Linked DNA regions of Homo sapiens: region 2 is linked to region 1. Evidence: chromatin loops called from intact Hi-C (ENCODE). Cell type or tissue: left lung. All regions are shown on one strand. Region 1 overlaps GRIK4 (glutamate ionotropic receptor kainate type subunit 4). Region 2 overlaps GRIK4 (glutamate ionotropic receptor kainate type subunit 4).

Region 1 (5,000 bases):
TCTATAAAGCAGAGAGTGTTTTCTGGCCATTCTGAGGCACTGAACAGCAAGACTAGAATTGAGGACCTGCTGGGGAGGGGACCCAGTAAACACAGGAGGCTCTCAACTAATGGTGGCTCTGCTCTGGGAAAGGAGTGAGCCAGAGGTAAACTAAATCTGACCAAAACACAACCCGGCAGGGACTCAGTTCAGGCTTTAATTGGATTAAGATCATTGGTTTTACTCTGCCTAGCAATGAGTAAAACACCTCTTGAGGAAGATCACAGCAGGTACAGCCTATACAATGTCGAGCATTCAATAAAAAAGTTATTAGGCAGATCCAACTACAGGATCATATGGCCAAAATCTAAGAGGGAAAAAACAACAACAACACACAATAGAAACAGATTCACAGGTGATCTAAACAGACAAGTTAACAGAAAAGGACTTTAAATGTGATAAATGTATTCCAAAAAAATGGAAAGAAAATACAAAAAATAGATGAAAATAAAGAATCTTACCAGAAATTGAAAACAACAAAAAACAATCACTTGGAAATTCTACAAGTGATTAAGAAACATCTTAAAGCGCTGGAGGTTCATTAAAGCAGTATGGTAAAGTGGAAAAAGCACTAGAACCCAAGAGTGAAAAGACCCAAGGCATGGTCCCTGACTCTGCCTGTATCCAGCTAAGACAGCCTGGGGAACCCGCTTCACTCCTGAGCCTTGGTTTCCATATCTGTCAAATGGGATAATGTCATCTACTCTATTTACATAAGCGTCAAGCAGACAAAATTAAATAACACACATAAGATCTCTTTATAAATTACTAATCATACAAATGTAAGGTATCATTATCATAATAGTCTAGCATGAATTCAAAACAGTGCTTCTGCTCCATCACCAGAAGTATTTTATGTCAATGTCAGGTAATTAGTGTGCCCTTGACTAATTATTATAAAGGATTTTAACCAGAGAAAGCTAAGAGGGAAATAATAGCACAACAGCCAACTCACTGTTACTTATGTTGGAGTTAATAACGCACTTTGGGAATTATCCCTGGACAACTGAAAACCCTAAACTAGCTTTTTCCGCTGCTCTGCCTATGCGTGGATCACCACCTTCAGTTTCCCAGGTGGTGTATGCTCATGGAATGCAAGCTCATATTAATGTATGCCGATAAAACATAATCAGCAAGGTAAATCTGAAGCAGAAATACCTAAATGCTTTCCAAAGCCAACGGCAATAACGTTGAGACAGCCTGTTATTTGGATTCTCCACATCACTGCTTCCCTCTGTTAGCATATTTAATGGAGAGTAACATGCAAGCCTTCACATATAGACGTGATGCAGCCCATCCACTACCAGCAGGACTTGTGAGCTTCCCTGGTATGGTACACAGGCACTGTGTGAGGCCCCCTGGGGAATACAACTATTGTAAGGCCATGAGCCTGGCCTAAAAGGAACTTTCAGTTTTTAGGAAAGATACCGTGTGCTTAAATAATTATAATACAAGGTAGACAGTGATTTAGGTACTATAAGTGGCACAGTTAAAGAAGTACAGGTATTTGTGTGAAAGCTGATTTGGAATTGGGTTGATAATAGACTTCACGGTTGAGGCAGCAACAGAGTTTGGCCTTGAAAGACAGAAAAATGGATATTCTAAGCAGAGGGCAGGGTATGAGTAAAGTCACACTTTAAAAATGCAGGATAGGTATGAAGAATTGGGTTCAGATTGATGGATGTATCATGCTTTTTTTTAAGAAACTAACATTTATTATGCGCTTACGATGTGCCACATAGTTTACATACATTATCCCATTTGGTGTCCAAAATAATCCCTTGAATCACATGTAATTAATCCCACTTTAAAGGTATACTGAGACTCAAAAGTAAATTAATTTACCCAACATCCCTCAGCTGAAATCTACAGCCTAAGTAGATCAACACATGTTGAACTCTGCGCACAGCTGGAGTTGGAGAGAGGTAGCGCTGCAGATGATTTGGAAGTTGTTTACTTCCAGGGAGGGCACAAGATTGCCCAGAAAGGGTGAGGGAGGCACAAAGGGCTTAGGGCAGAAGAATCATCAGCAAAAGAGACAAGAAAGGAGTTGTTAGCAATAAGAGAAGGACTGAGAAAGACGACCATAGCCTAATGGAAACCAAGATCAAGAGAGAGCTTCAAAAAGCTTCAGAACTGCAACTGCTGCAAAAGTGAAGGGGGATGAGATGAGGAAGACCAAGAAAATGCCATTGGGTTGGTGGTCTTCAAAAAAATGAGTTTGATAGGGAAAAGAATGCCTAGGTCCAGGTGTGTGCATGGAGAAAAAGCCGGCCTGCCCCAGGGACATGGGGCACAGCAACAGAACAGCCTAAAGCAGAGCTTTGAACACTTGTCTGATGGCATCATCTGGGGGTACCTATTAAAAATATTAACTTCCAAGTCCCATCCTAGTCCCACCAATCAGAATCTCTGGCAGGTGAGGGGTACGGGCGGACCCAGGAGGTATCCCAGAAGAGCCCTACATGACAAGGGTTAGACCCATGTTTCTCAAACTTTAATGAACATGAGAATCACCTGGGGATTTGATGAAAATGCAGACACTGATTTAGTACCTCTGGGATAGGACTGGAGATTTTGGATTTTCACACTCTCTTAGGTGATGTCAATGCTGCTGGTCTGAGGGTCATATTTTTAACGACAATGAACTAGACTAAAGCTCACTTGTCCTCCAGAGAGGGAGGTGTCAACACCTGGTTCCTCTTGGCACCTTTCCTTTCCAGTACCTGAAGACTAAGCTCCAAGCTCCTTTCCACACTCACCGACAGATGGCAGCAGATCTAAATGTCATCTTCCACAGAAGTACTGACTCAGAGGTTCCCTTCCATTCCATCTGACTTCCTTCACAGCTTAAAAAGCACCTTTATGGCCAGGTGTGGTGGCTCATGCCTGTAATCCCAGCACTTTGGGAGGCTGAGGCAGGCGGATCACGAGGTCAGGAGATCGAGACCACAGTGAAACCCCGTCTCTACTAAAAATACAAAAAATTAGCCGGGCGCGGTGGCGGGCGCCTGTAGTCCCAGCTACTCGGAGGCTGAGGCAGGATAATGGCGTGAAGCCGGGAGGCGGAGCTTGCAGTGAGCTGAGATCGCGCCACTGCACTCCAGCCTGGGCGACAGAGCGAGACTCCGTCTCCAAAAAAAAAAAGCATCTTTATTTACTCCTCCAAGATGAATCACCGTGTCAGGTAAGCACAGAAAAGCTTTCCTTGACTACTCTGGTAAAGAAAGGGTGAATTCTCCTGCACCTAGGCTCTTTACCATATATTTAGAGTCTGCATCATTCATTGAACACTTAAATATGTTTTGCCTTGCTAAAGTAACTAAACGGTCTTGCACTGTCATTCACTTTTCATGTGTGTTCGTATTGTCTCCACAAACTCTTAGAGGTTAGGGATCAAATAATGTCAATTTTCTTCTTAACCCTGACTTACAATGGCTTGGCCATACTATGAATAACTGAATGGGCCAACCGACCATCAATTAAATCAAATTCATATTCCATTTGTTTCGCTTTGATTTCTTTCCTTTTTTATTTCTTAGAAACTGGCTCTTGCTCTGTCACCCAGATGGGAGTGCAGTAGTGAGATCTCAGTTCACTGCAGCCTCAATCTCCCAGGCTCAAGTGATTCTCCTGCCTCAGCCTCCCAAATAGCTGGAACTACAAGCATGCACCATTACGCCCAACTAATTTTATTTTTTTGTAGAGCCAGGGTCTCCCTATGTTGCCCAGGCTGGTCTCGAACTCCTGGCCTCAAGCAATCCTCCCACCTCAGCCTCCCAAAGTGTTGGGATTACAGGTGTGAGCCATTACACCCAGCCTCACTTTGCTTTCTTCCCAGAGAAACAAAAACAAAAAAAGTCTTGCCAGAAAGTGTTAGTGGTCTGGAAAAGTTCTGTACTTATTTGCAAGTCTGTGTTCAGAATCTTCCAACACATTGCTAGGGATAACGTTTTCTAGCCTGGCAAACGGGTACTCCAGAGCTTGTGCTGACTTTATCTAAAAACCTGCTGGTCTGTCAAGACCCTTCTTTACTTTTCTATGGCTAGCCTCATCATTGACCAATATGCCCCCTAGGCACAAACTTCACAGCTTTCCACTCTTTACTTCCAGTTACAATGTCTTGGCTGGTTAAGTCTGGTCTATACTTTAGTCCTGCAGTTCATTATGCATTCACTAGACAATGTCTATTTTGCAAATCTTTCTTTTTTGAGCAAATATTTAGGTTGCTCAGTCCTGGGCTCACCATGCCACTTTCCAGACATTCTCTCCCTAGGACACGGCCTGGTCCCACGGCTCTGAATACCACTTATATGTCAAAGATTCTCCATTTATGTCGCCACCTGGGACCTCTTCTTCTAATATCTTATGTCCATCTGACTCCCTGACATCTATACTTGGATGTTTTACAATCATTTCTCATTTAACATGTGCCACATAGAATTCTTGATCTCCCCGCCCCTACCCCAAGGTCTCTCCTCCCTTCTTCCCCTTCTTAATAAATGATACTTTGGCTACCTACTTGGTCATTGTTGAGCTTTCCTTCATCATTCACATCCAGCCTACTACCAAGACTAGTCAGTTCAACTTCAAAAAGATGTTTACTTCTCACCATCTCCATTGTTACCCTCCAAGCCAACATCATCTCTGGCCTGGATTATGAAATAGTACCTAAAGCCATTTTTTTAGCTTTACACTCATTCATCTATCGGTTCATGCAACAGTTTATGGAGTGTCCACTCTGTGTTAGTCAATGCTCTTAAACCAGGGCAGCAAGCCCAGGAAAGACCAGTGAGTAAGTCTGCTACAATGAAGGTATCTCTGAGGAACGATGACACACAAGGAGGGTATAAGCAACAAGAGAGAGGGGGAGCAGTATCAGGGAGCGTGTCACAGAGAACACGACACTTAACCTGGGTTTTAGAGAACGAGTAAGCATTCACCAGGCAGACACTTGGAAC
Region 2 (5,000 bases), 160 kb after region 1:
CCCTAAAGCCCAGGGTCAAGCTCTTGACATACCCCCTCCCACTTCCCTCCCCAAAGGAGCTGAGGGCAAGAGAGAGCCCAGCAGCCGCCACCCCACAGCTCCGTGCAGGAGAAATGCACTTTCTCAGCTGACTTCCGCTACTCAGACAGCCCGATTGCTTTGTTTACTGCCAATTTGCACCCCACCTGGCAGATCTCATGTTCCGGCCTATTTACTCTGGACTCTGGCAGGACCGTTACGTTTCAAAGGAGAGTCGGCTGATGCTATTTTAGCACAAATAAACTGGTGAGCTTCCTCCATCTAGTTGCCTACTCTGTGCTCTTAGATTTGGGTCAGCTGAAATTTTGGCCCCCTGATGGGGTGTCTGCATCCCCACCCAGCCTCCTAGGAGCAGTGGAGAAGCAACAGTTCTCCTAGTCCTCAGGCTCCTGTCCCCAGGACCCCACCACCAATCTGGCATCTGACAGATTCAGCAGGTGTCTGTGCACACATTTTGTAAGGGCCCAGCCTTGAGATGGGGCCAGCTGTGCTGCTCCGTGGCTGTGCCTGGCACATAGGAGGCACTCTGGAAACATGCTAAAGAACGGATGTGTGACAACCCTCAGCGCAGCCCTGTGGCCAAGGATCTATCTCCCTCATAAGGCAGGTCCCAGCCTTGGACATTTCTCTAGGCCCACAGGCTGTTGTCTTCCTGGCCAGGGGATTTCAGTTTGGGGAAGGGTCTTGGAAACTGAGGTAGAAGGAGACTGAAAGTTGGCTTTGCTTCTTGTTCATTAGGTAGCTTCACATTCAGAAGGCTGGAATGGGGTTCCAAGGAGGGTGCAGAACAAAGACCCATGGGAGCCAGGTGCAGTGGCTCACACCTGTAATCCCAGCACTTTGGGAGGCCAAGGCGGGCGGATCACCTGAGGTCAGGGGTTCGAGACCAGCCTGGCCAACATGGTGAAACCCTGTCTCTATAAAAATACAAAAATTAGCCGGGTGTGGTGGTACACACCTGTAGACCCAGCTACTCAGGAGGCTGAGGCAGGAGAATCGCTCGAACCCGGAAGGTGGAGGTTGCAGTGAGCTGAGGTCGCGCCACGGCACTCCAGCCTGGGCAACCGAGCGAGACTCCATCTCAAAAAAGAAAGAAAGAAAAAAAAGACCCATGGGAAATCAATTTGGCTCAGTCTAAGGTAAAACCTCCTGGTATGTTTAGAAGTCACTTGCATTGACTGAGCACATTCCCTACGCCGGGCAAGGCACTGGGTGCTTTCATGTGCTCCCTCGTTTCACAGCTGCCCAACTCAGCGATGGCCTGCCTTAGGATCACTCCAGAGCATGGCCCAGGCTGCCTAGTTCATATCCCGGCTCTATCACTTGGCTCATGTGTCATCTTGGGCAAGCTACATAACCTCTGTGGTTATGTATTTCCTCATGTGTAAAGTGGGACAACAGTACCTACTTCATAGGGTTGGCTGGAGAATCAACTTAATACATACAAAGCATCTAGAACAGTGCCTGGAAGGTGGTAAGTGCTCAATGATGTCAGCTTTCAGAAGAAGGGGAAAATGGAGAAAGAGGAAGAAGAGCAGAAGGCGGCAGCAGCCGAGGCAGGATAACCACCCGCGGGAGATAATAGAAGCTCAGGTAGGACGTCAAATGCAATGATCTCGAGTTACTTCAAGAATAAGATTCTAGGATTCATTTAACCTCCCTGGACTTCATTCAGTTTTCCCAGCAATACAACAGGCGTTCTCATTACCTGACAAGTGCTGCTTTCTTCCGTGTGATATTCTCTACCTTGGGAATAGCAGGTGTTCCCAGGGACCACTGCCTCTACCACCGCACAAACTGGAAGGCACAGGGTGGCAGATGCAGCCCTGGGCAAGGGGCAGGAGTCCTGGGAACTGATCCAACTTTCCAATCAAATAACTATGTGGCTTTCGGCTAGTTACTGAAATTCTGAGAGTCTGGGACAATAATTTTAACTGCCCTCCTGTCTCTCAGGTTTGTGGCCCTGTGAGCTCTTTGGGGGAGAGGACACAAATCACCAAGAACATAATAAGCCGTTGGGCATGTGACTACCATCAGAAAGTGGCATTGTGGGCCGGGCGTGGTGGCGCACACCTGTAATCCCAGCACTTTTGGAGGCCAAGATGAGGGATCACTTGAGCTCAGGAGTTTGAGTCCAGTCTGGATAACACAGTGAGACTCCATCTCCACAAAAAATCAAAATATTCGCCAGGCATGGTGGTGCACGCTTGTAGTCCCAAGCTATTGGGAGGATCAGTTGAACCCAGGAGGTTCAAGCTACAGTGAGCTGTAATCATGCCACTGCACTCTCGCCTGGGTGAGAGTGAAACTCTGTCTCAAAAAAACGAAAAACAAAACAAAACAAAACAAAAAAAGAAAATGGCATTGCAACTTCAGCATAAGGGCAGAGTTGTGCTGACCTCCCACCTGGAAATAACTCTACAGGGTCTTCTGCATATCCCGTGCCCCGCCCAAACCCACTTTTGTCTTCTTTAATTCTGAAGATGCCTCTGCTGCCTCCAAAAAGAGAGATGTTCCAGTTTCCATCCCATCATCAGCCATGCTAGGGACCTTGTTCTGTTGTCATCTTAGGAACTGAACTAGGCTAGGGGAGATGCTGTCAGGAGCAATAACGACCATGAGTCTAACAATGCTACCATCAGATTTCTTCCAAAGAGACTCCCTATTCTGCTGCTGTTGCTGAGAGTCCAAGACCCCAGTCAGATTCCACTCCTTCTAATCCTCGGCTATTAACCTGGGGCAGCCAGGCCAGCCAGCCAGCCAGGCCCTTGGAGGAGGTGGTGAGTGGACACAACCCTGGTTGGTCCAGTGGGGGCAGGACTGCTTTTAACCTCCTAAAGTCCTGTCTCACCTGAGCACTAATCAGTGCTCAGACTCGGCAGCTCAGGAGAGGGTCTCCTCAATGCTTTATGTCGCTGCCTTCTTCCTGCCTCCACACCGGGCCCTTCCCTGGATGGCCTCCATGGTGGAAAAGAATGGCACGTGATTCAGGAGGTGGCTCTCTAATCACTTCCCCAATACTGCCAGTGACCCTCTCACTCAGGGATCGAAGAAATCAGGCCAAGGGAAGGAGAGTTCCAAAACGCATAGAGGCGCCACCACTCATTCTCCGCGCCTGCTGATGGCTGGACGGGCTGGGACTGGGGCTTGAGGGTGCCGGTTCTGGAAATGAGCATTGGCCTCCTTGCCTAAGAGATGAGGAACAGAAATATAGAAGCAGTAGTGAGGTAGGCTGGGCGCAGTGGCTCATGCCTGTAATCCCAGCACTTTGGGGGGCTGAGGCGGGTGGATCACCTGAGGCCGGGAGTTTGAGACCAGCCTGGCCAACATGGTGAAACCCTGTCTCTACTGAAAACACAAAAATTAGCCAGGTGTGGTGGTGGGCACCTAGAATCCCAGCTACTCAGGAGGCTGAGGCAGTAGAATCGCTTGAACCCAGGAGGCGGAGGTTGCAATGAGCCAAGATCGCGCCTCTGCACTCCAGCCTGGGCAACAGAGTAAGACCCCGTCTCAAAAAAAAACAACAACAACAAAAAAAAAAACAAAAAAAAAAAAAACCAGTAGTGAGGTAGCCAGAGGTAGAATCTAGGAATTAGGGAGGGATTAGTGCATATTTCACATACACTTGTGCACCCACAAGCATGCATGCATGCACACAAAGGATTTCCCACTAGAGCTTGAAATCACACTGCCTGGGTACATATTTCAACTCTGCTTCTTACCAGCTATGGGACTTTGGGCTAATGAATCATCTACTCTGAATCTCAGCTTCCTCATCTGTAAAATGGGTATAATAAACTTAAGGTTATTATCATAGTGCATTTGGGCTGCTGTAACAAAATACCATAAACTGGGTAGCTGGTAAACAATAGAAGTTTGTTTCTCACAGTTCTGGAGGCGGGGAAGCCCGAGATCAAGGTGCTGGCAGATTCAGTGTCGGGTGAGGGCTTTTGGGTTCATAGATGGGCCTCCTCACTGTGTGCTCACACGGTGGGAGCGGTGAGGGGGCTTTGCGGGTTCTCTTTTTAAGGGCATAATCCCATTCGTGAGGGCTCTGCTCCATGACTTAATCACCTCCCAAATGCCCCACCTCCTAATACTATCACTTGGAGGTTAAGATTTCAACATGAATTCTGGGGGAACACCAACATTCAGTTCATAGCAGTTATTAGGAAGATTAAGATAATATATGGAAAGTACTTTGCATTGTACTTGGCACATAATAAGCATTGAATACTTATTAGCTATTATTATTGTCATCATCATTGTTGAATTCACAGCTATGTGTCAGCCTAGTGTTAGAGACAAAAGCACAAGGCCCTATCCGTGCCCCCACAGAGCCCATGCTCTAGTGCCTTAAAGAATCAAAATCATCCGCCTGCTTAGTTCTAGACCGATTTTGTTTGGATGTTGCAACTGGACCAAACAATTTGTTGAAGCATCTCTTTTCCAGCACTTTCGCTCCTGCAGGCAGGGCCACAAGACCCAGCAAAAGACACAGGCTAAGCCAGGCACAGTGGCTCATGCCTATAATGTCAGCACTTTGGAGGCTGAGGCCGGCGGATCACCTGAGGTCACGAGTTTGAGACCAGCCTGGTCCATGGTGAAACCTGGTATCTACTAAAAATACAAAAAAATTAGCCGGGGGTGGTATTGGGCACCTGTAATTCCAGCTACTCAGGAGGCTGAGGCAGGAGAATCACTTGAACCTGGGAGGCGGAGGTTGCAGTAAGCCAAGGTCGCGCACATTGCACTCTGCCAACAGAGCCAGACTCCATCTCAAAATATTTAAAAAATTTTAAAAAGACACAGGCTGGGAAGCCTGGAGCCCTGGGCTTATGCTGGATCCAGCTCTGCCACTCCCGTTACACTGCTTGGACAAGTGACTTAAACACCCTGGGCTTTGGGCCCCTCGTCTCTCTGGGGCTTGGACTAAACCCACTATAGACTTTTCTGATTAA

Evidence for each region. Hi-C counts contacts between places; a loop is a spot of excess contacts. Peaks named below come from ENCODE experiments on the same cell type or tissue, not always from the same donor. Only the 100,000 strongest peaks of a DNase experiment are listed, where the experiment ranks them.
Region 2: it touches region 1 in a loop (4-fold over the local background); 98 of 110 quality-filtered maps call a loop at or near these places.

Annotation. Positions count from the first base shown.
Region 1 is chr11:120,682,903-120,687,902 of GRCh38, reverse strand. All of the region lies in intron 3 of GRIK4 (glutamate ionotropic receptor kainate type subunit 4), which reads right to left. Among named protein-coding and RNA genes, the nearest start is that of GRIK4, 170 kb to the right of the region's middle. In left lung, a CTCF peak has its summit at 2,788 (motif pointing right); no DNase peak of the experiment used is centred here; H3K27me3 peaks cover 1,342 bases.
Region 2 is chr11:120,518,462-120,523,461 of GRCh38, reverse strand. All of the region lies in intron 1 of GRIK4 (glutamate ionotropic receptor kainate type subunit 4), which reads right to left. Among named protein-coding and RNA genes, the nearest start is that of GRIK4, 9.2 kb to the right of the region's middle. In left lung, no CTCF peak of the experiment used is centred here; a DNase peak (open chromatin) is centred at 2,091; H3K27me3 peaks cover 2,346 bases.